5 separate regions of the Homo sapiens genome follow, and all the other regions are linked to region 3. Evidence: chromatin loops called from intact Hi-C (ENCODE). Cell type or tissue: GM12878. All regions are shown on one strand. Region 1 overlaps MDFIC (MyoD family inhibitor domain containing). Region 2 overlaps MDFIC (MyoD family inhibitor domain containing). Region 3 has its middle 56 kb from the start of MDFIC. Region 4 has its middle 5.0 kb from the start of MDFIC. Region 5 holds the start of LOC100506489 (a long non-coding RNA gene).

Region 1 (5,000 bases), 74 kb before region 3:
TGTAGGGGGTTGAGCAGCAGGGAAAGGGGTGAAAGAGAAGAAGCTCTGATGAGTGGTAGAGACGAAAGTCGGCCTGCAGCTGAATGAGGAGTGACTGAGTAGTGAGGAGGTATAGAAAACAAGTACAGCATTCTCTCTCTAGAACGTGAAGAAAAAGTCAAGGACTGTGTAATGCATCCTCTGAGAAGGGGGTATTTAGGACGAGAGATTCGCAAGTGGGTTTATGGGTTCTCAGGGAGAAAGCCAACATGTAAGGAAATGTAAAGTCTTTGGGGCACATAAGTCAAGCCAAAAGCAAACTGGCAACAAGGTATAATGCATGCTATGAGAGGTCCAGAGCACTAAAAAGGTTCAAAGGAAGAAAAAATACTCATCAGGATTCAGAGATCAAGAAAAGCACTGAAGAAAATGATACATGTTGGATGGACTTCAAAAGATTAGTTGGATTTCCAAAAGTCCAGATGGGAGAAAGGTGGAAGAACAGCACGGGCAAACTCCAAAAGCAGACGTTTGGGCAAAGGTTCCAACTCTCTGGACTGTGAAGTACTATGAGTGGCAAATTAGGACAGAAGACTGCGAAGGTTTGATTAGAGACATTGTGTGGATATTAGAATGCTAAGGTGAGAAATCTGGATGAAATTCAAAAGCAAGAAAAATAAGTCAAACTAGCCACTGAAGCTTTATGAAATGCCTTATCAGAACCACGCCTTAGGAAGATTAATAAATTTGTGCACACTTGTGATTCTCAGTTCTGGCTTCACTTTAATTCACTTGGTGAGCTTTTTTTTTCTTGTAAGTATTTTTAGAACTAAAAAACAAACAAACAAACAAAAAACATATTTCTGGATACCAGAATCAAAGATTCTATTTCAACTGAGGGAGAAGAGGCTGAACTCAGATGATTCCAATGGAGTATGGATACATCTAAGAGGGAGAATACAGTAAGGGAAACTAAAAGAGAGACCTAGCAAAGCCCATATTGAAGTTGATAAGAGTTTAATTAACTGGATAACAAGATGGAATAGGGAGTAAATGTGAGAAACTAACTAGAGGTTTGTAAAGATTATCAAGGAAGATGGGGTTGGATATGACCAAGTTCTCAGTTTGGATTTGACTGGGAAAGCCTAAAAATCATGAGACCAATTTATTCTTTCAATAATATATATTTTTGCATAGTAGATGTTTAGGCATTGTGCTAGGTGATGAGGATACAATGACTTATGAAATGCTGCCCAGGCCTTCTTGGAGTTTACAGTCTAGTGGATGAATTAAGTATTGGACATTTGAATTTGCAAGTCAGAAAAAAGGTTATAGCTAGAAATAGTCATCTTTCTAAACTTGATTTCCAAAGCCATTCAAATTAATGAGCTCACTGAAAGAGTGAATATATTAAGAAATATCAAGAAGAGTACCAAGTACCAAGAAGAGTCCGTACAATTAGGAAGGAGTTAGAGAAGTAAGAAAAACTGCATGATGTCAAGCCATGGAAGCAAAGAAAGGAAAGAGATTCAAACAGAAGTTGTTAGTCAACCGTGTTAACATTTCCAGTGGAAGGAAAAAATTTCTGCACATGCAAAAATTTTTCATGTACCATGGGGATTTCACAACAATTAAAAAGTTCTGCCATGAAACAAATTTCAACACATAAAAATAGAGAGACACCCACTTGGGACCGAGTCCAGAGGCTAAGGTCTCTGAACCAAATGGGGTCTTAACTTCCAAGGATTTTTATAAACAAAACCATATTCAAATAGCAGTAAAATATAAATTGAAAATATGCTAAACCAATATGTTCTAGATTTATGTAACATTTACTCAGCATTATCATAGAGAAATGTAATCTTCATGAGATATGTTAGTTTCAATTAAAATCTTTACTTTTTTAAACAACTCCAGAAATCTTTTTACTGCTACAGTCAACTCAAGGTCATTCTGAGATTATCAATAAAAGAGATTTTTCATGGAAACTCACTAGTAGGCAAGAACTAGCTCATCAGCAGAGTCCTACATACTTGCTGCCATTGTTATGTAGCTGACTGCCGCCAGGTGTCATGCTAGTAGGCTTGATTCAATTAGTAACTTTAATTGAAGCTGAATGAAATTAATTATATAATTTTGAGCTGTTCAAATTTAATTCCATTAAAATTAATTCGTGAAACCAAGGCATTATGAAGCATTGCTGACTAAAAGAAAATAGGTATGAATAAAGCCTCTAGACACACTTGACTCATATTTGAATCATGTCCAATATTCGAGTGCTAAACACAGACCCTCTCAACTCTCCATTGAATAAATGAAAATGCCATGTGGACCATATACACATAGATGCACAACTATATAACCCACTCTAGGCAAAAAATAAAGTTCTTCCTGCTCTAAATTGTTATTAATGGACAATTTATCACATTTTTAAGAAAGTTTCCTTATCTGCAAAATTCTAGAATTAGGTGATTCCCAGTGTCCATCTCAGGTCAAAAAAGAAAAAGACTATCATTCTCTGTATGATTATATTCAATGAATAGTAAATAATATGCAATTACTATTAATTCACTATCCTCAGTCTATTCAACTTTGCTTCTCTTGAAAACTAAATGTCTTGGCTCAAAAGCTGGTCTCAGGGTTTTGCTGTGATCCGCAGCACCCAGCCCAAAGCAAGATTCAGAAAAGGTTCCCAATAAAAAAATTTAAATTGACTTTTGCCAATTCTCCACTTGTATAAACAAAACTTCTGTGACCACTTGACTGTTCTGTGACTTTCTAATATATGCATGTTATTTTATTAATATAGTCTTACTATTTACTCATTTCAATGAGCTACCCATATGGCAGTCTCATAAATGGTGGGCAGTTACATATAACACTGAAGAAATGCTCTGAAGAGGGAGCAGGATTTATTGATAGATAATTGTAAGATGGGGATCATGATATCCAAACATGAAACCAACCTTACTAAAGCTTTCAATTGGTTGAGTCAGCCACTACTCATTACAATAACAAAATGGAAGTTTCTAGTAACCAATTTCTATTATCAGAGTAGGTTTTTCATGTTATTTCTGAAATGAGAAACAAAGAACTCAGCCCTGGTTTAATAAATTTCACTCTGGATAATGGAGGTTTGTAGTTGCAACTCAACTAGTAGGGTAGACCTGAAAGACAACCCATAGACAATCAGTTGATTTCAGTCACATATGAAATCAGTCTGTACCTTTCTATAAGATTTCTATTTACATGTCCAACAGGCATACATTCCCCCCAACCCAAAGTAGCAATTTTCTCTTAAAAGGGGGCCTTCATTATCTCAACAATGCTGTCTTTCTAAGCCAATGGTCCTCTACTTTGGCTCAGGGTTAGAACCGCTGTGCAGCTCTTGAAACATAAAGATGCACAGGCCCAACCTAAGAGATTTCAACTCAAGTGTGTATGGGGCTGGGGCAGTGATGTCATCATGATATATGGCCAGACTTGAGGGGCACTATTCTAAGTGAACTCTTATCTTGTACTACACAACTATTTATATTTAAAAAAAACTTAGGTATATCAAATATTGAGATACAGACTTTGCTACTCATCCCCTTGTCACAGTATTCCAAGTACTAGAAAATAGATTTGTATCTAATCATCTAATTAATATAGAGGTATTTATTTCTGTCTCCATGTAAGGATAACTATTAAGAATACAAAATCTGGCTGGGCATGGTGGCTCACGCCTGTAATCCCAGCACTTGGGAAGGCCGAGGTGGGTGGATCACCTGAGGTCAGGAGTTCGAGACCAGCCTGACCAACATGGTAAAACCCCATCTCTAGTAAATACAAAAAATTATCTGGGCATGGTGGCACATTCCTGCAATCTCAGCCACTTGGGAGGCTGAGGCAGGAGAATTGCTTGAATCCGGGAAGACAGAGGTTGCAGTGAGCCAAGATCACGCCACTGCACTCCAGCCTGGGCAACAAGAGCGAAATCCCATTTAAAAATACATATATATGAAATCTGAATTATATATAATGCTAATCAATTCTACTAATAATGGGATAAAAGAAATATGTTTTAGATATCAAAATAAAAATTTAAGATGCATTAAAAATAGTACTAGATTAAAGGATAGTTGAACACCACTGGCATCTACTTCCAAAGACTAGCTCCTGAGCATCCTAGTATGTTTACTCTGGACAAAGAAGTGAGGAAGAACTACTTTGCTTTGGATGAGGAAAAAGGCGAGGTCCCTGGCAACAAATCCTCTCACTGGGAAGACCAAACACACACACATAAACAATCAAGCAACTGCAAAACAGAAGGTAGTGACAACTGCTCTGTCATAATTCTGGCTCAAAGGCTGACCATCTGTGTGACTGGGACTCATTGTCTTCATCCTCTTCATCAGGAAATGAGAGGGTTGAACTGGATGAATGAAGAAGCCTTTCTGGCTCAAAAATTCTGCAAATCTGATTCTTCACAAGAGCTAAACAATAGAGCCAAACTCTCATATACACAAGGAAGAGTGTTTAGAATGGAGTAGAGGAAATCATAGAAAAGCCATTGTAGGGCATTGGATTTGAATTAATTCTCAAAGAAAGTGACAAACATGAATTGAGCAAGAGAAAATGGAAAAACTAAAGGTTCCAAATGATCAATTTAAATACAATATGTCCTACTCAGAAATGACTATCCATCTTACAGAATCAATACCCTTTATTTTCCTGTTTCTAAAGAAGGGCATGAATGGTAAGAAACAATCTTCTCCAATCTCAATTCTTCCTGGTAAAGGAGAATGAAAAATATTCAGGTAAATAGAATTTCCATTTAATTTAAAATTCTATAATATTTTACCTAGTTGGCATTATCTAAATTTAAAACTTGGTAGTTTTACTTGTCTCCAACAGTTGGGGAATAAAATATTAAGATGGTGATTAGCAAGAGAGAAAAATCTAAGAGCATTAATAATAAATTAGATAATAACATATAAAATATGATATATGCCATATAATAGCCACTCAACTAATAT
Region 2 (5,000 bases), 140 kb before region 3:
AAAATTATTCTGAATTTTCATTTTAATAAAAAGTTGAAAGTAAATGTTACCCTTCAATATGTAAGAACAAGTCATCACTAAGTTGAAGAATTAATAAACTGCCAGTTGCATTGTTAAAATAGACATAAGAGAGAAGGCAGTGTGGAAGGAGATGATGTCTCAATCAAAAGAAACAAATCTATAAATTTAAAACATAAACGTTAAGGACTGCAGTTACATGATCAAGAGCTCCATATGCAGTAGCTATTTATGTAAATATTAAAACTTACAAAATGGAGACATTGTTTTAAAACAAAGTCCTTTATAATTTACTAGAAAAGCACTTTGGGTTACTCTGAAAAACCAAATCTATTAACAGGCATCTAGAGAAGCCACAAACCAAAATGCATTTACAAGATCATAGAGATATTAAACAACATGTATCTACAGAAGTATCTACCAGAAACACATTCATATTCTGTATTTTTTTAAATAGAGAAATATCTAGAAATTACAACAAAAAATTAGCCAAAAAAGGTTCCTTAAATTCTACCAGATCTTTAAATGATCTGATTGTTATTCCTTGTCAAAAATGAATTTTTTTTTTGGTGGGTCTTTTTATAAAACCCTTCTATTTGTAACCTTCTATTTCTAAGTCATAGTTTGACTGTGACTCAGGGTAATGAAAAGGTTAAAATAAACTAAGAAGAAACAGTAGTTATAGTTCCTATTCCTACCACTGCCAACAGGAATCAAGAGTCATAAAAGGCACAATAATGGTGGTTTTATTTGAGGCAAAGAGAAGATCATAAGAATGATCAAACTTAAGAAGGCTTGAATAGAGAAACAAACTTTTTTTAAAAAAATGGGTCCTCTGCATCCATGTGGCTTGCAGTCAGGAATCATCTTTTTCCCCTGTTCTTAAGATTTCAGTTTTTATGGTTTTATTCAGTCATTATTTACAGTTTTTGCCAAAACTGTTTAACCTCTGAGAAGACCACTTGGTTCTGGGAAAGATGCCTGTCCAAAACTGGGCCAAGCAAGAATTGCACAATTCAGTGTACTTGGAGGAGAACTCAGCACAAGACTGGCAGCTACTGTAAATTTAGGAAAACAGAGTAACACTCCAGAAGCCAAGTAGCTAAAAGGAGAGCATAAAAGGAAATCTTTACTATGTTTGATTTAAAAAGCAACAAAACCTGTTATGAATTACTGAAGACACAATCCCAAACAAAATCTTTGAGTCCTACGAAAGGTCATCAGTGTTACGCTTAGGCAGCTGGCCTATTATGTGGAGAGCTTCTAGCATCTCAACAGCATTAAAGTAACAATTGGAACTGAATTAAACAGCATCTTAGAAGTCTGGTGAAAATGTCTGTGACTGATCCCAGGAACTCTGTGCTGCTTAAAATGAGAGTGAAGATTAGCTTTGTAAAAACAAGTTTATAATGAAATTATCCCAATTGATACGGATACCTGATCAGTATGTGGCCAAATTACACTAGGGAATATGAGGAATGCAGTTTATTAAAGTGAAAGGAACCCTGATTGAGCCATCAGAAAACTATTTACAAAATAAACTCAGCTCGCCTCTAAACGAGCCTCTTTTATCTCTTTCATTTCCTCCTTTTAAGATGTGGTATGGCAGGTGCTCTGAATTTCTTGGAACAGAGATACCAAACAGCTAAAGTGGAGTACAGGAAAGGACAGACAGCAGAGAATTCTGAGAATAACTCACAACCCATTTTTAAGAGAATGCATATTTGAATGGGTCTTATCTTATCTCTAATAAAGTTTCCTATGAAATAAGATGCTTGAAAGTACTTTCTTAATCAAGTCCCCATCATGTAAACTACATGCTGAGAAACAAAGGTTTATTAGCATTTAACAGGCCAATAATATGCCAAAGACCATGGATTAAAGCATGAACAATAAGAGTTATGTGTATTTAGTAATTTAGGAAATTGCTTTGAGGTCAAACCTGACTCTGTAGCTTTAACATCAACGCCACAGAGCACCCCCAGTTGTTCCCCATTCTTTAGCTGCTACGACTATCACCTGCCCAGTGGCGGTATAACAGGACTCTGTGCAGAAGTCTGACTGGGTGAAGGCTTTCCTCTTCCTAGATACTGCTTTACTGTGACTGTTCTTTCCCAATAGGAAAATCAAAGAGCAAGCTAGAAGCAGGCTGTGGTTATCCTGAATCACAGCCGAGATTGCTAAGTGAGCATCTAGCCTCTGTGAAAACCCAGCTGTGAGGGACCAGACACAGACATCTCTGGGGAGTTCTGCTCCTCAAGTGTGTGTAGGGGCGGGAAATGTTTACTAATACCACACGGTAGCTCAGCTCCAAGTAGCTCCATGTCTCCAAGACAGAGGACGCACAGCACTTCTGGCCAACAGCCCTAGCCTGACCTGCTGCCTGAATAAATTGGCCTAAAGTGAGCCTCCTACACAGAACGCTCTGGCACAAGACTCTCCCAAGAGGCCACACATCTTAGCCAGAATCCAGTCAACATTTTCCTAGTGGGGAACAAAGTGAGATGGGTCAGGAGGTAAAAAGAAAGTTAGAGAAAAGCTACATTTTCCACTGCAGGACAAAGAACACCATACTTTGGGAAATTGAACAATAATCTTTACTATTATCTTTCCTCTCAACAAAGTCAAAAGAACCTAGGAAAAAAAAAAAAACAGCACTGCCCTCCCACACCCCACAAAGTGACTCCTCAATAAGTTTCCTACTACAGGTGCAAATCCTAGACTCCATCTCCATCCTATGGGAGTTGCTTTCATATTTTAAATGACAGCGAGAGGATAGCAGAGATTTTTTCCTTCTATTTGTTTACCCCATTGCCTGATCTGTGGTTGATTCATTAAATATTCCAAATTCTCAGAGACATCGAATCCAGTAATTGTTGGTCATGCCTTAACTCTAGCACTGGTCAAGTAGTCCCTTCTAAAGAGATGCATTTTACAAAGTCTAGGAAGTTAGGCTGGGGTGCGGTAGTTCATTCCTGGAATCCCGAGGCAGGCAGAATCCCAAGGTGGGCGGATCCCTTGAGCCCAGGAGTTTGACTACCCTGGGCAACATGACAAAACTCTGTTTCTACCAAAAAAAAAAAAAAAATTAGCTGAGTATGGTGGCGAGTATCTGTAGTCCCAGCTATTTTGGGGAGGGGGTCGGGGGGTGGGGGTGCTAAGCTGGGAAGATCACCTGAGCCCCAGAAGGTCGAGGCTATAGTGAGCCATAATCATGCCACTGCACTCCAGCCTGGGTGTCAGGGTGAGACTCTATACCAAAAGCAAAACAAAACAAATTCCAGGAAATATAAATATATATATATATATATATATATATACACACACACGCACACTAGATAGATAGATAGATCTCAGAAAATATTTTGATTCTTAGAAGCTTAACACAGAAATCTGAAGAGGGGTAAAAGTTTAGTTATTTGAAGTGCTTATTTAAAATTTTTTACCCAGAAAGTCAGTTTTTGGGCAGAAAGGAGGGAAAGAAAGGCTAGAAAATATCAATGGTGCAAATAATATTTACATTCACATACTGAATCTCTACATTTTAAGATCACAAGCTTTAATAGCTGGTAATAACATTACTGTCCTCATAGGGTTATGATGAAGATTAAAAGAGATAATGCACATTAAGTACTTAATAAAGGATTTAACATGCAAGTGCTTACTAAATATTATTACTGTGACAGCAGTGAAGATGATAGCAAAATATTTATTCTAGGAAAACCACACCTCTCCACCTACCTATGTTCCATTTACTCTGATTACCACACGGACATCGGACCATTCTATTTTAACCTAAGGAGGTTTGTAAAAGGCTCTGACCACAGCTCAAACACTTGAAAGAATGAACCAAGAAGGCAACTCTAAGAAACAGAATTTGCAGAGGAGTGAAGCATAAGTCTGCCCAGAGAGAATTAGTAACCTTGTGTTTGGCTACAGCAGAAGATTTAAAAATAATAACCTATTTTTTCCATATTTCAATTATTATCTATTTATTTTCTCCAGAAGCTAGAAACTATACTTTACTTGAACCTATTCAGTGCTGGCTATTTTCAGTTGGCCAGTTGAAATATTTCTAATATAAGAAGTTTAAATAATAACAAAGGTGAATATAATTTCTGGATAATAAAATCTACTTTAGATCTTAAACACATTTTCCCAGAAAGGATCAATGTGCAACAGTTCACTCAAGTTGGTAACAATACCATTTATGGCTAGGACAAAAATACATGCAAGTAAATCGTCTAGTTTTAATGAAAATTCATATTGGGGTAAAAATAACCCAAAAAATCTCTCCCAAATGCTTAATATATTTTCTAATTTTATTTTCCCAACTGTGTTTATTTCACAATTCACATTTCAGCTTCATCTCTTTTCATTTGTCCTTGGCTTATACATTGTGCAAGTAACAAATGAAAATAAATCAGTTTTGTCTTGCTAACAAAACTTAAACCATAATGTACCCACTGGGTGATTCTGTAAAAGATGATGATGATGATGATGATGATGAGTAAAATAACACCTTGGTCACATCCAGTGTTTTCAGTCACTGATATTAGCCTACTGCAGAGATGCACAGGGTTGGCCAGGTCACCTAGGACATAAGGTCTTTATGGCAGCATGGGAGGAAACAAACACACTAAAAGAAGGCTGACTGATACTGACAATATTCACAGGACTGGGATCATACACAACAATTCTCCAGGCACTTGACCAGCCAGGGCTCAGCAAGAGTCCAAAGGGCACTTTTGCAATCCAAAGGGCTGAGAGGTCCCCAACAGTGACTGTTCCTGTAGGACTCCTGGAGGCAAGGGCAGCATCCCTAGCAGGAGGTGCAGACCTCACACAGGCAGGAGGAGCCTCGCCTGAGAAGACCCAGGATGCACTCCCCAGCCCTGACAGAAGAGACAGGCCCCAACCAAAGAAGCACAGCGGTCTAACAGGCCAGGCAAGATGAAGCGAAGCAAGCAGAGTGAAATGTT
Region 3 (5,000 bases):
CAATTAAAAGATCTAAGTCCTACCTTAAATAAATTTATTTATTTATTTTTTATTTTTTTTTTATTTTTTTTTTAGATGGAGTCTCGCTCTGTCACTCAGGCAGGCTGGAGTACAGTGACACAATCTCAGCTCACTGCAACCTCCACCTCCCAGGTTTAATTGATTCGCCTGCCTCAGCCTTCTGAGTAGCTGATATTACAGGTGCATGCCACAATGCCCAGCCAATTTTTGTATTTTTAATAGAGACAGGGTTTTACCATGTTGGTCAGGCTAGTCTCAAACTCCTGACCTCAGGTGAGGCTAAGGTCAGGAGGCTGACCACCCACCTCAGCCTACCAAAGTGCTGGGATCCCAGGCATGAGCCACCACACCCAGCCAAATTTGTTTATTTCTGATGAATTCAGATTTCCCCAAAATCTTTTGTAATAAGGAAATGCTTCCTTAAGGAATGTTTAGCTTTCTGCTCAACCACATAGGGATTTGTACAACCCTATGTCAGTCTAGCAGCTTTGTACAACCATATGGGGTAAGCATCTCCAATTATTAGTCTGTTGGCTACAATATCAATTAATTAATATAGATAATCAATATACATATTAACAGCTGCTAGTCCTAAATACTGAGGATTTAAGGCTAAAAGTCACAGGGTGTAGCTATCTGAATTATGTATGATGTCTTTTTTTTTTTCCAAAATCACAGGTATCTTGACTTCATACAAGACCTACTACTCTATGCGAGCAGACCTGCCAATATGTATTCTTTAACATTTCACTGGAAGTCTAATAATGACTTGGGTTTGGAAATCACTGATTTATAACCTAGCCTTTCATAGTAAACCTTCGAGCTCCCATCTATTTTGCAAAAAAATCAATGAAGAAAACAAAGCTAGAGAAACCACTGACTAACCCAAGGAAAAGGAAGGAAACAAAGGATAGATGACAAAAGAGAAGAAGGAGGGCACCATGAAAATGCAGCAGAGCTGCCCAGTGCGTGTGTGTAATGCATGTGTGTGTGCATGACTGTGAGTGTGCATGCGTGTGTGTGTGTGTGTGTGTAATGAGACCGATGACATTGTATGGAGGGGGAGCAGGAAAAGAGGCATGCTTTGAATCGATCATAGGCTGAGGAGAAACAGAGCTCTCTTTTATGCGAAAGTAATGACAAATTCCTGGCCTTTAGCTAAAGATACTGAGAGAAGTGGAAGTATAGGGAAACTGCAGGAAGAATAAAATAATGATCAACTTGGGAGTTGAATAGTTTAAGACAAGAAACTTCAAACTTAAATGGCCATAGGAGTTAGTTAGTTTGGAGTCCCCAGCGTCTGTGAGTTCCATCTTTATGTTCATGTGCACCCATTGTGTAGCTCCCACCTGTAAGTGAGAATATACAGTATTTTATTTTCTGTTTCTGAGTTAGGTCACTTAAAATAATGGCCTCTAGGCCCGGCGTGGTGGCTCACGCCTGTAATCCCAGCACTTTCGGAGGCCAAGATGGGCAGATCACCTGAGATCAGGAGTTTGAGACCAGCCTGGCCAACATGAAGAAACCCCATCTCTACTAAAAGCCACAAAAATTAGCCAGGCATGGTGGCAGGCACCTGTAATCCTGGCTACTAGGATTGCTTGAACCCAGGAGGCGGAGGTTGCAGTGAGCTGAGATCACGCCAATCACTCCAGCCTGGGCAACAGAGCCAGACTACATCTCAAAAAAAGAAAAATGGCCTCCAGCTCTATCCATGTTGCTGCAAAGGACATGATTTCATTCTTTTAATGGCTGCATAGTATTCCACAGTGGATATACACCAAATTTTCTTTATCTGGTTTAACTGCTGATGGACACTTAGGTTGGTTCCATGACTTTGCTATTGTGAGTAGGGCTGCGATGAACGTATACATGCAGGTGTCTTTTTTATATAATGATACCTTTTCCTTTGTATAGATACCCAGTAGTGGGATTGCTGGTTCTATGTTAGCCGTTTGAAAACTTTCCATACTGTTTTCCATAGAGGTTGAACTAATTTACCTTCCCACCAGCAGTGTGTAAGTGTTCCCCTTTCTCCACATTCACGCCAACATCTGTTGCTTTTTAACTTTCTAATAATAGCCATTCTGACTGGTGTAAGATGATCTCATCTTTAATTTGCATTTCCCTGATTATTAGTGATGTTGAGCATTTTTTCATTTGTTAGTTGGCCACTTGAATACAACACTTTTAAAGGCGATGTCTTGTTGGGTCCCAGCTTTTACATTTTGGGGGTTCTTTATAGATTTGTAACTCTTTGGTAATATGCTTAACCACACCTCAGATTAAAGGGTAACTTTCTAGATTTGATCCAGATAAATTCTCATGTCACTATTAGGATTTTGTGGGAAATAGGTGCCTATTGTCCAAACATGAAAGTTATGGTTCTGAGAATACAACTTCAACTTAGAGAGACACATAAATCTCAACACTGATGTTGGAATTTGGGGGAAGAAAACCAGATTTATGTAATGTTATGTATAATTTTCAAAATTCAGTTGTAAAGTTGTAAAATCAAAACTAATTTTAACCTCAACCTCTATGGACATCTAGTTTGGATAGAGAGATGTCAGTGTTGGAGCTACTCAAATTGGTTTAGGGATGCTGCCCCATACAGCCACAGAAATGGAAGCCCTGGGACATGGCTGCCCTCTTGTGGCTTGCAATTAAGCAAGCTTTGGAACCACTCACAGTGGCTTCGCTCTGCCAGAAACCAAAGAATTTTAGGCAATATTGTGCCTGGAATAGGAGCAGAGACTTAAATTTCTGGGTAGTTCATGGAATCCACATGTTGAAATCATGTTAGGCCCTGAATGTTGAGAAAGCATGGGCTTAAGTGAAAGTCTATTAGAAGGATTTCCAACCTAAAGTGATTGTGACTTGATTTCCTTGGAAGACTTCATTTAGAACCAAGTGTATAGCAAAGTGGATAGAAATGGGCATTTATAGCTGCAAATCAATAAAGAGGTAAAAGTACTCCATGTCTGTGTTCACTATAAGCCTTTCATTGGCAGGCTTAGAACACAGCTTAAAGAACAAGTCTTGTTCTATATAAAAGTTGAAGAAACAAATTGTAGTCAAGATTTATTAAGCAATGCTGGACATTTTTGTAACCTAAAGAAATCTCTCCAATTCTTTCTGTGCCTACCTTAGTCATACACCAAAACCAAGTTTGAATGATGGAGCTCAGGGCCAAGACACTGGGAAGCATTGGGCAGGTTGGAGGGGTGTTCCAGTCTAGCAGTTTTGTACAAGCTGATTCTCCAATCTTCAAATAGAATTCCCCTAACCTTAGAGCCATCCCAGCTTTAGATTGAAGACTGAATGCCCTAATTTACTTTTATTTTGCGTGAATGAATTATAATGAAATTCTCTGTATGTAACTATCTAGTTGCTTCTAGCATTCTGTAGACACCAACCATAAATAAAATTAATTCATTAATGATGTAAACTGGGTTTAGAAAAAAATGAGTTGTAATTGTTATTTAAGGGATAAATAAGTGAGAGGCTTATTTATCCTCTCACTAAGCGAGAGGCATCAGAGAAGCTGTGAAGGCATAAAAATGTTGGAGGAAAAAAGAAGGAATTTAGGAAACATTGCAGTTAGTTACGAATTAGAGTGCATTTTATTTTCTTGAACAGATACAATGAAGATCTGAATTCTCTCCTAGTGCTTCGGTCAAATGTAAGACACAATTTTAGAGTGTGTATCTAGGTTGTAGAAGATTTACTGAGTTCCAACTGCTTTGGGCAAGCACTGGATTGGGAAAGTACTTCACATATATTACTCCATATCACTTTCAAAACAACTTTACTAAGATGAGAGGGGTAACATCCTCAGTCTCTCTCCTCTATTAAGTGGCATAATCAAAATTTGAAGCTGGGTGTGATGGACTCTGTGGCATATGTTATTTCTACTACATGGGCAAATCATGAGTCATTCTCTGCTACGTATGTTTTTTATTATGTTTAACTAGGAGCAGACTTTCAGAAGCAGCTGACAGTAGCTATTAATTATTGTCAGAAGTAGCAGCTTAGTAAAAATTATTTCCATCTATATTTGGTAAACATTATTATTCAGGTAAACAATACTAAAAACCTAATTCAACAGGCCAATTCATTCAGCTACTTTGGCTGCATTTTGTATCTCACTCATCTTGATCAGCTACCATGATAAAGCATTTTTCAGAAAACTAAACATTTCATAGGACATATATAAACTTATTTCTGGCCAACTCACTTCCATTACTAATATACGCCATTAACATTTTTTCAAGACTAAATGCCTTTTTCATGTTATTTAATAAAGCAATGACACATGTTGTAACAAGTATTTTTTTTCAAGGGCTGGAGTAGATTTAAAGTTCCCTTTAAGGAAAAATTTGATCCTTCCGAAAGGTACCCTCTTTGCCCTCTTCCATCTAGAAGTGGGCTGGCCTTTTAAAGGAAAGTACATTTTAAGTTCTTCACCTTTTACAACAGAGTAATAATTCTGCATCACCCTTATCTGATTGGTAAAGCTTATGGATCTCTTTTAATTTAATAAGACAAAGAAATCACCCATGAATTGATTTCAATTGCCAAAGCTTATGTGAAATTAACTATCCATTCATCTCTCTAGATTGTCTAAGATTTATCTCTCTAATGAGATGCATCACCGGAAATCAACATGGCTGCACACTATTCTTGCATTTCCCTGAGGCAGTGTTGGTTGAGCATAGGGTATGTATAGACCTGAGGTCATATTCCAGCCTCTCCAAATGTTAAATGTGTAACCTTGAAAAAATTAATCTCCTCGAGCCCAGTTTCCTCACCAGTAAGGGAATTTTAGAAATTCAGGCTGGTTCAGCAAACAAATTTAGAGTACCTGTTAGGAATCATATTTTGTGCTGCAGTTAGCTGTACAAAGTTTTATTCATTTATTGGCCAATATGAATTTTGACCATACACTAACACTTAAGGGATAAGGTCTTAAGGGA
Region 4 (5,000 bases), 51 kb before region 3:
TCATGAATGGAATTAATGTCCTTACAAAAAGACACAAGAGGCCAGGTGTGGTGGCTCACACTGAGGCAGGGAGATCTTTTGAGGCCAGCACTCTAGGACCAGCCTGGGCAACATAGAAAGACCCCATCTCTACAAAATTGTTTTTAAAAAATTAGCAGGGCATAGTGGCATACTCCTGTAGCCAGCCACTCTAGAGGCTGAAGCGGGAGGATCACTTAATCCCAAGAGTTGGAGGTTACTGTGAGCTATGTGGGCCACTGCACTCCAGCTTCGGCAACAGAGCAAGACCCTGTCTCTTAAAAAAAAAAAAAAAAAAAAAAAGACATACAAGTGTTTCCCAAGGCTCCACCTTTTAATACCATCACCTTGGTGATTAAGATTCAACATATGAATGTTGGGGGACTACAAACATTCAGACTATAGCAGGGGGAGACATATTTTCTAAATTACTGTTTATAAAAGCCACTCTGGTATTATGCGTAAAATTGTTTGGAGGACTGAGAGTGGATCTAGGGAGTCCAATTTGGAGGCCAGGGCTGATGGCTGGCAGAAGGAATGGAGCCAAGTAGATAGGGATAAAGGATGAGGAAGCTAGAGGAATCGAGAGCAACTACCAGCTTTCTGCATCCAGGTTGATGGTGGTGGTATGACCTACAGAGATGAAAACATTCAGGAGAGGCCAGTTTTGGGGAAAGCTGCTGAGCTAATCATGCAAATGATGCAGCATGTGTGAGACAGCTAATTGGAACTGTCCTGCATAGGCTGCTGGACATGGGACTGGATTATAAGCATATACATGGTACTTTGCTGACTAGCAGGTTATAAGAATGTCCAAGGCAAGTGTGCAGAGTAAAAGCAGAAGCCCTGAGACGCAGCTGTGCCTTGGAACTCAATCCACGTGTATCCTTACTGGCCTCTCTCCTTTTCTCCACATCCTTCCCAGTGACATAATACCATTATCAGCTTGGCTTGGAGAACCACTACTGTTTAAGTACTACTACTGTCAGTGTCCCACTTGCTACCCCAGATCCCCCTGGGTTGTCTTTATTAAGCTAGATTTTGCCATGTCTTAAGCTATCTTAATCTGCGTAGGTGGAAATTCTTTAGGGGTATCAGCCTGCCGGTGGAACTCAATGTCCTAGCCCCGGATCAAAGCCCCTTGCCTTTGAAATTCTTGTGTGCCTTACAACCATTCCTGCCTAGTGATGTGTACACTAATGATGATATAATAATATGTGAACACATTGTGAAAGAGGTCTGACATGAGCTAAGCAAATAAAATAAAGAACTAATTAAAAGAGTTTATAAAGCATCCTTATGGACTACTTAATCTTCATCATTCATTCATTAAACATTCATCAAACATTTATTGTGCATCTACTATATGCTAGGCCACATATTAGGCTCTGGAGATAAAGAAATTTGATTTGATGTCTTGAAAAGCAGCTAAATTAGTTTTCACTTGGGCAGAGGCTTATTTGCCTAGTAAAGTCAAAATTAATCCCCATACACAGATATCTAAACCAGAGGTCTACAACTGGGGTGTGTAATTGTAAGGGCATTCCAAGGGATGCATAAGACAATCTACTGAAATGTGGGCAGAAAATATCAGAGTGAGCATTTATATATGTTTTTATGTTATAATTTTTAATTTCTACTTTTGAGTATGTTTTTATACAGTGTATTGCACATTCTTACAAAAGTACTTGGGTATGATTTATAAGTAAACATACATTAAAGGTTCACATTCAAATACTTTGTTTCTTTGTTTAGAAAAAAAACTTTTTAAATGCTTTGAATCCTTTAAGGAGTCATTCCCAGATTATATCAAGGATAGTTTTTCTGGAAAATATATTTACCTAATTTATGTTAGAAGCAGCACTTTGGCAATCCCCAAACCCAATGACCTAGAAACCAGGAAATAACAGCAACATACTAAATACCTAAAATAACCTTCATGATGTTCAGAAACTGCCAACACAAAAGACATAATCCTTCTCAAATCCTACTTGTTCTTTTGTGAATACACACCTCTAATCAAACTTTATTTTCTACTGTTTCAGCTCACATTGTTTTAGAAGAAGAAAACTTAGGGCGCAGGAAGATTGAGGAGAAGGGATTAGCTAAGGGAGCTATTAGGTCAGAAAAACTGACAGCAGGAGAGATGACAGCTGACAGACAAGGAAGATACAGGAAAATAAACATGTTGTAACAACGCCTTTGTGAATTCAGCTTCGTGAAATAGTCAATGTTCCTAATGAGCCTGAGTCATTAAGGAAAGAGTCAGTTAGTTATGTGAGTGCTATATTCTGTTTTTAGGGGGTCGGGTCAATCTTTTTACATTCCAGGAAAAACTCTTTCAAACATGTTCAAAAATTCCTTTAAAAAAAGGTTGCTACTTGAAAGAGTAAATTCCACAGAATGACAATTTTACAGCTGCAAGGGAAATTAGCAATCACAATTCCAGGCCAAGCTGTATGGATCGCATTCCTCCACCTCCTAGTACTGTGTCAGGTGCAATCAGGTGCAGGGAAGGTCAGGTGCGCAGGTTTCTGGAACCCTGCTCTTAGAGTAGAGCACTTTCTTCCTTTTCTCCATAATGTATTAGTCCTTCTCTTAAATTTTAACTGAAACAACTGGTTCTTCCGCTTTTTAAAAGTTTAAAAATCACCAGTCTTACCCAACTCCTTCATTTAACATATAGAAAAATACAAAGACATAAAGTTTACTTACTAGGTTCAACAAACATATGTTGAACATTTACTACATGTCAAACCACATGCCAGACACTAGAGTTTCAAGTATAGAAGAAATACTGTTTTAGTCTTCTGGGAGTTCATAGTCTATAAGGCCAGAGGCAGAAGAAGGCAGCAATGTAGCAGCAGAACAGTCACAAACACTTACCATACTGCAGGAGCAAAAAGGAAGTAGCACTTACCTAACTCAGCTCAGGCGTAGGTGGGGAGAGTCAGGGTACATTTCAGAAAGACGATAATACCAAACTGAGTATTGTCGATGAGTAAATTTGCCTGTCAAAGAAGTTAGGGAATTCCAGATGGAAATAACACTTACAAAGACAAAGAAATGTGAAAGCCCCAGAGAAGTTAAATGACTTGGCAAAGGTCAGTTCGTGGATTAATTACAGAGCCAGTCTTAGGAGCCTAAATTTCTTGTCATCCAGGCTTCTTGCTCCAGCTATCTGGATAATGCACGTAAATGAATCCATCATTTCTAAGTGATGGCGAAGTAAGGTCATGCCTGTTGTTATATTTTGAAGTTCCAAAGATTTTCTGTTGTGAATGGGTAACCAAAGAACCAGGCATAAAATCTCTTGTTGCTGAATTAGTCCTCTCCAAGGTCTCAGTTAGTGTCCCTTTCAGTTGGCTGACTTCTCTGGCCTGGGGCACTGGCCTTCAGGGTCTCTCCTTGCTGTCACTGTACTTTCCTTCTTGTGTTTTAAAGGAAGGGAGGGAGATGTTAAGGCATACAGTGGTACTTGTCAGATAAAAGCAACATGACTGAAGACAGAAATGAAAATGGCCATAACATATGCAGTAGACAATAAGTAGACATTTGCTTCATACTTAGAAACTGAACCTAGATATACCAGGAGAATGAAAATTGTGGAAAATTTTAAATACAAGGAGCTCCTGAAAATAATGACTGATCTGCTGAAACTGCAGTTGAAAATAATGTTAGCATGATGATCATGACAAAAATGTTTAAAATGGTGTAGAAGATGAGGATTCTTTTGTTACTATAACCCCTAAACTCATTTAAATTCTCAGATAAAGAAAGAAAATATCAACTGTGACATTTGAATCAGTGCCCGTATTTCTCCAAATTTTGTATTAAGAAATACATGCTAAATCTAAAAAGCAGGATTGCAACAAAACTACAGTCATGAGCAATATAACAATGTTTCAATCAACAATGGATGGCATATATGACAGTGGTCCCATAAGATTGTAACAGAGCTGCCTTATGCAGGCATACCGTTTTTTATCTTTTACGCCATATTTTTACTCTACCTTTTTTTTTTGTTTAGATATACAGATACTTACCATTGTGTTACAATAGCCCACAGTTCTCAGTAGAGTAGCATGTTGTACAGGTTTCTTTGTTTCTCTTTTTTTTTTTTTTTTTTTTTTTTTGATGGAGTCTTGCTCAGTCCCCCAGGTTGGAGTGCAGTGGCATGATCTCGGCTCACTGCAACCTCTGCCTCCCAGATTCAAGCAACTCCCTGCCTCAGCCTCCCAAGTAGCTAAGATTACAGATGTCTGCCACCACGCCCAGCTAATTTTTGTATTTTTAGTAGAGACGGGGTTTCACCACCTTGGCCAGGCTGGTCTTGAACCCTTGACCTCGTGATCCACCTGCCTCAGCCTCCCAAAGTGCTGGGATTACAGGCGTGAGCCACCATGCCTGGCCTGTTGTACAGGTTTATAGCCCAGGAACAGTAGACTATACCATACCACCTAAGGGTGTAGTAGGCTATATCATCTAGGTTTGTTGAAGTACACTCTATGATGCTCACACAACAATGAAATCAACCAGTGACACATGTCTCAGGACATACCCCCATCAATTAAGCTATGCATGACTGTATATTGTTCACCCAAGCATGGGACCTATAATGAACTCCGGGAAAAAGTGAAGGTTTCCTGAATATCCTTCCACCTCCCATCCTTCTTCTCTCTCCTACTTCGAACAGCCCATCTGTCACCCCGGCACTTGCAGCTCTATATTCTTTTCTTGTTACCATAGGTTCTCAACTTTAGACAGTGTGCAAATCTGGGCCAAGCATTATACGGAATAAATTTGATTTTACATGTTAAATACAAGTATATGAATAACTCATGATCTTCTTAATTCTACCCCCAACAGTTACGTCTCTATCTTCACAGACCCTCAAAAATGAACTTAGGACCACAAGGAGACATAGACAGGTTATTTCTTGCCACACTATTTGTATAGCAGGGAGCTGAAGTCAACCTAGG
Region 5 (5,000 bases), 810 kb before region 3:
ACTCCCATATTAAGTACAATAACAAAAACTTCCAATGATATTAAATAAACTACACTAGCCTAGTATTCAAATTCTTCAGTACTCTGGCTGTAGAGCTCCTTTCTGGCTTCACTTTCACTATGACCTCACCGGATCTTTGTTTGCAGTCACACTGGTAGCATCGTGAAGCAGGAGCCATGTCACCTGTAGTCAACATTCTATCATCACCACATAGCACATTTCCTAGGACATGCTAGATATTCAAAGCTTGTTGAATAAATGACTGAAAGGATGCAGAATTTTCAAAATTCCCTCTTCAAGTACTTCTTCTACAGGAATGGGTAGAGTGGGAAGTGAGGAGACAGGGTGGGTATGTGGGTGGGAATAGGGCAAGTGACTTAAGCTGGTGTGGGTGGGCTCCAGTATCCACTTCTACTTCAATCAGAGCAACTCAACAATGCTACATATATAAGGTATGTATTGGGGTGTTAGTATACATTTTCATATTAAAAACAATGAGTTTTAAAACTGATGGATCACTTATTTTAATAAAGAAAAATGGGTAGGGCTTGGAAAAAAGAAAGACCACTTAGTTTAAACTCTATGAAACTCAGTTTCCTTTTTTATATCATAGAGTTATTATGAGGATGAAATGAAATAATGTATGGAAAGTGCCTGGCTCATGGTATGAAACTTCACCTTCCTTGTACCAACCCACTGCTTTTGCCAGCAGAGCCAGGACTAAGGTGAGGCAAGTGAGTGCTAGGGGCACAAAGTTTAAGGGGATAATCATTTTCAAGGTCATGCACTTGACCTACAAGTCATGACACACTGGCCAAACTAGACTTCAAACCTTTTTCAAACACATTGCTTATTCTTTTCACCAAGACTATCCTCCCTGCCAATTAAACCTAAGGAAAGCCTACCTAGAATACAACCCTTTCTTAATAAAAGCTTCTGCAGTCATCCACCGAGAGTGTGTATTTCATTTCTCTTTCTCTCTCTCCTAAATTCCAGTGAATCTTTGACTTATATCTTTCAGGCTTAACTCTTTCTGATAATAATAATAATCCTGCCTAGCTGCCCATCTTAGTGTATACATGTCTTAGCTCACCTGCTTGATATATGTGTTCTCCAGAATAGGATTCTATCTAATCTCAATTTATTTGGCCCTCTGTATCTAGTAAGGTAATTTTCACATAGTAGTTTCTCCATAAAACAATTGGGGATTAAATAAATATTCTTCTTATTTGGAGATAAAAGTGTATGTAACTCTTATACGTTGGGCTCTGGAGAGCTAGCTACTTTGGCATATGGATATATGGATTGAAGCCATTTCCAAACCTTCACTAAATCATTGCAGGCTTTTTATTTTTTATTTTTCTTAACATAGAAGCTTTTATTCATTTTGACCATCATTTACTCAAAGAAGCCTCAGGAAGCCACGGTTCTCTTTCTACTTTAGTGGAGCATTAAGTGGTCTGTTTCAGTGTCATGAACCTGGCTCCATGTCCTGGCCTATCTTCCTCCTGCTGTCCCCATGGCCTGTTCTAATTGTCTGGCCTCACACAGTCATGGGCCTTGGTTTTGTCTCCCTGGTAATGGCCACCCATAACCTGACATGTATTTGCTGTTTTGCTTCAATGAGGATGAGAGCTCTGTCTTCTCCCCGCTAAGCTGTGTTCTGCCTTGTAAATTAAAATGCTCCTCCCATTGCTCAGTCCTGGGATTTGGTGCTAGGCAGCCCCTGCTGCTTAAGGTAATTAATGGATCCTTGGGGCCTACACCTGTTTCTGTGCTTAACGCAATTCAAGGCAGGCCCTTCATTATCAACTGAACACAACTGTTGGAAATGGAAGCAGAGAACTCTGTAGTTGAAAGCTGCTTCCAAATGAAGAGTACATTAGCACCGGGAAGCACTGCTCCAATTGAGCTGATCTGCCTACCACTCACTTTTCAGTGATGTGTGCTGTTTCTCATTCATGTTCAGATAGCTACTCACCAGAGTTATTCAAAACTTAATTTTAGGACTGAGGTGCGTCTTAGTGCTTCTTTCCATATCTGCTCCTCCTCTCGGCAAAGACCTCTGTCACTCATACTGAGTGCCATATTTACATGCCAAGATAAAAACCACACACTCACACCATCTAAGAAGGAAAGTGTATTTTTTCCTTTCAGCAGCCAGATTTTAAAAACAAACAAACAAACAAGCAAAGCAAACAAAAACAAAATCACAGCTGCTTATCCCATGATAAAATAATTGACTTAGCAAAAAGACAAGAGATGTAGTTAACTCAAAATTGTTTTCTTTCAGAGTGAAAGGCATGTTACCAGTATCCAGCTACTCTAACTGTAGTACTGGATAGCTTTCATTGTATACATTTTAGTGTACTTTAATCAACTTCAAATTGCAATGCTTAGAAAAGATTATTTTTATTACATATTTTGTGGATTGATAGTGATAGCTAATCCACTGTGTTTTTGCTTCAGCCCACTATGAAAATTGGATATTGAATCAGCTGGGAAAATGAATTCCTTACTGAGCATTTCAACTTAAACTTGGGTTCCAAGTGGATTAAACAGATGATGTTGTAACACTGTTATCAGCCTGACAGGAAATGCATAGAGACACCAGTCCTCGTTTCTTAAAGTGGAGGAGCCTCAGCTAGCAAATTGCCACTTATTAGCTTGTCTCACCTATAAAAGAGCCATGGAAGAGAAGTGCAAGAGAACTGAAGTGATTTCCTGATGACAGCAGGGGGTGCTCTCACTAGACTGAAGGACAGATACATTCTCAGAGCAGTAGGAAAGGAATAACACATTGCCTTACTACGACTCTATATGAGACTTTAGAAGTGCCTAATACCTGCCTGGAGCAAAAGAATTAATATGCTCTATTCCACGGCTCTGCCGTCTTCAACTTTGATAAATACTTAAAAATGTATTTTTGAAAAGTCATTAACTTCTGGAATATAGGATTCAGCCACCACACTTAGAATGTGTGAAACTGTGGTGCAATTTGTAACAGGATGTACACCACATTTTTAATCAGGGAATTGTGTTTTTTAAAGCTAAGAGACCTGTAGTGAATTAAGGCATTTGGCTCAGCCAAACATTCCAATCACGAAACGATCGAAGAGGAAATCTATAGAATCTTATTATAAACTTACAAAAAGGATAACTGTGGGTCTCGGCCATAAACTGAAGTAATACAGATGAACTGGACACATATGTTGCACAATAGGTGATTCAGAGCAATATAGCCTATGCTGTTTTATGATATGGAAAGCAATCAAATCTTATTTGCAAAAAATTCAGATCAATTGAATTTTAATGAGAAGCAGGTGCTGGAGTGTAGCATCCACAAAGAATTCTGGGAATGTTTAAAATTAGTCCCATATTTGCCAGGAGACAGTTGGGTACATAAACTTTTTTATTTCTTGATTCATGGGTCTATTCGGACTGTAGATTGCTCTGCCATTCTGAGTTCAGCAATTTGAATAAATTATGCTGAAAATCACTTGGTGGTTCATTTTGTGTGAAATTATATTTTCGCTGGAAAGGTTAATTTTGAAGGGAGCTTGAATGGCTGGAAATTGTGCAGCTGGGGAGTCTGCATGTTCAGAAGGCAGCAGTTATTAAAAGCGATTGCATTTCCTCCCAGATTTCTCCTGAGACCAGAATCAGTGGAGATGTTAAACCTTGCTTGACACCCCAGTTGGATAATTGTGGGTGTGGGAGCTAATCAGCAGAAGATGTCTCCTCAATTTAAATCTTGTCAGTTAGTCAAGATTAGGGCTTCCTGTACCGAGCACCATTAGGTTGGTTGCATATCAATGTGCTTGGAAAGATGTCCACAAAGCCCAACTGTAGCAGTAAGAAGTTAGTGGACATCAAAGATTGAGAAATTAAGCCACACCACTCCATAAACACAAACTGGAGGGCAAATTGGCAAAAACAAAGAAAAAAATAGATCCATGGGTGCGTATAAAAGCAGTATTATATCCACTCAAAGAAAGCAAACATGTTACCTAATCTTAGAAGTCTTTATGGCAGGTATGGGCAGCAATATCAAGCCAAAGCCACAAATGAGAACACTTGTTGGCTCTCCCTTGCAATGAAGCGAGAGAAGGCAACAGAAATGGAAATGAAAATGAAGACTTTTTGTTTCAAAAGCAAAACCAAATTTTTCTTAAAAAAAACCACAGCGCAACACATCCCCTTCTAAGCTATGCAGTATGATTTGAGTTGTAGAGTAAAAGTCCGCTGAAATCTCAGGAAAAGCACTCTTTATTCCATTTATTTTTCAAATGGGAGAGTCACAGTTTAAAACGTTAGCATGCCGCCGTCGTCAGATGAACAGTGGTTGTTAAGGCATGCAGGCCCTCATCCAGATATTTAAAAGTAAATATTTTATCTAGGGAAAAGTATGGAATTCATAATTTGATGGCACAAAAGGCCAATAATATGTGGCAGCATGATCTCATTAGAAAATGGAATTTTAGCCCAGTGTGATCTGAGTAACTAGTTCCAAAATGTGCAGTGAATTTTATAGTTAGTCTGGCTGGCACTTATCCACGCTCCTGCATTCCCCAATGGTAAATATTTGTAACAGATTTCACGTTGTAACACAAGGGCTTCTTTCACAGAGCAGGTCATGTAATGCTTCAAAAAAAAATCAAGGCCAGGGCAAATAAACAAAAAGTCACGCCAAGTTCACCCCTCCCAAAGACGCTGAAGCCAGGCTGTGCATACAAACTTCACTTGCTACTCATCAGCATCAGCAATTTATGGCCAGATGGTTATAAATTTACATTCTATAAAATTTTAGAGGATGTTATTTTTTCCACTCAGTTTGTTAATTAACTTTCAGTCTTTTTATTTCCTCAAACGTAACAGTTCACTCTTTTTTTTTTTTTTACTAATGATACAGTATTATATTCTTTCCTGTCTCATAGCACACCTATTCAGCAAGACCTAAAATTTCATGAAAAGGATATAAAAAAGCTTTTGCAGCCACC

The links. Hi-C counts contacts between places; a loop is a spot of excess contacts. Peaks named below come from ENCODE experiments on the same cell type or tissue, not always from the same donor. Only the 100,000 strongest peaks of a DNase experiment are listed, where the experiment ranks them.
Region 1: it touches region 3 in a loop (2.9-fold over the local background); 10 of 110 quality-filtered maps call a loop at or near these places.
Region 2: a loop joins it to region 3, with 2.4 times the contacts of the local background. A loop is called at or near these places in 3 of 110 quality-filtered maps.
Region 4: it touches region 3 in a loop (3-fold over the local background); 7 of 110 quality-filtered maps call a loop at or near these places.
Region 5: a loop joins it to region 3, with 3 times the contacts of the local background. A loop is called at or near these places in 20 of 110 quality-filtered maps.

Annotation. Positions count from the first base shown.
Region 1 is chr7:114,936,941-114,941,940 of GRCh38, reverse strand. The region is part of intron 2 of MDFIC (MyoD family inhibitor domain containing); the gene reads right to left. Among named protein-coding and RNA genes, the nearest start is that of MDFIC, 17 kb to the right of the region's middle. In GM12878, a CTCF peak has its summit at 2,042; no DNase peak of the experiment used is centred here; H3K4me3 peaks cover 643 bases; H3K27ac peaks cover 1,816 bases.
Region 2 is chr7:115,005,969-115,010,968 of GRCh38, reverse strand. All of the region lies in intron 4 of MDFIC (MyoD family inhibitor domain containing), which reads right to left. Among named protein-coding and RNA genes, the nearest start is that of LINC01393, 70 kb to the left of the region's middle. In GM12878, no CTCF peak of the experiment used is centred here; a DNase peak (open chromatin) is centred at 2,172; H3K27ac peaks cover 1,691 bases.
Region 3 is chr7:114,863,430-114,868,429 of GRCh38, reverse strand. No RefSeq gene overlaps it. Among named protein-coding and RNA genes, the nearest start is that of MDFIC, 56 kb to the left of the region's middle. RefSeq lists a silencer at 2,616-2,755. In GM12878, a CTCF peak has its summit at 2,673 (motif pointing left); a DNase peak (open chromatin) is centred at 2,579.
Region 4 is chr7:114,914,601-114,919,600 of GRCh38, reverse strand. No RefSeq gene overlaps it. Among named protein-coding and RNA genes, the nearest start is that of MDFIC, 5.0 kb to the left of the region's middle. RefSeq lists an enhancer at 3,209-3,298. In GM12878, no CTCF peak of the experiment used is centred here; a DNase peak (open chromatin) is centred at 2,970; H3K4me3 peaks cover 2,870 bases; H3K27ac peaks cover 3,878 bases.
Region 5 is chr7:115,677,841-115,682,840 of GRCh38, reverse strand. LOC100506489 (a long non-coding RNA gene) reads left to right here and starts at 364. Exons shown (of 2, transcript NR_187628.1): 1 at 364-452; 2 at 2,470-3,496. LOC105375461 (a long non-coding RNA gene) reads right to left here and starts at 65. Exons shown (of 3, transcript XR_927885.2): 1 at 1-65. In GM12878, a CTCF peak has its summit at 2,737 (motif pointing right); a DNase peak (open chromatin) is centred at 2,690.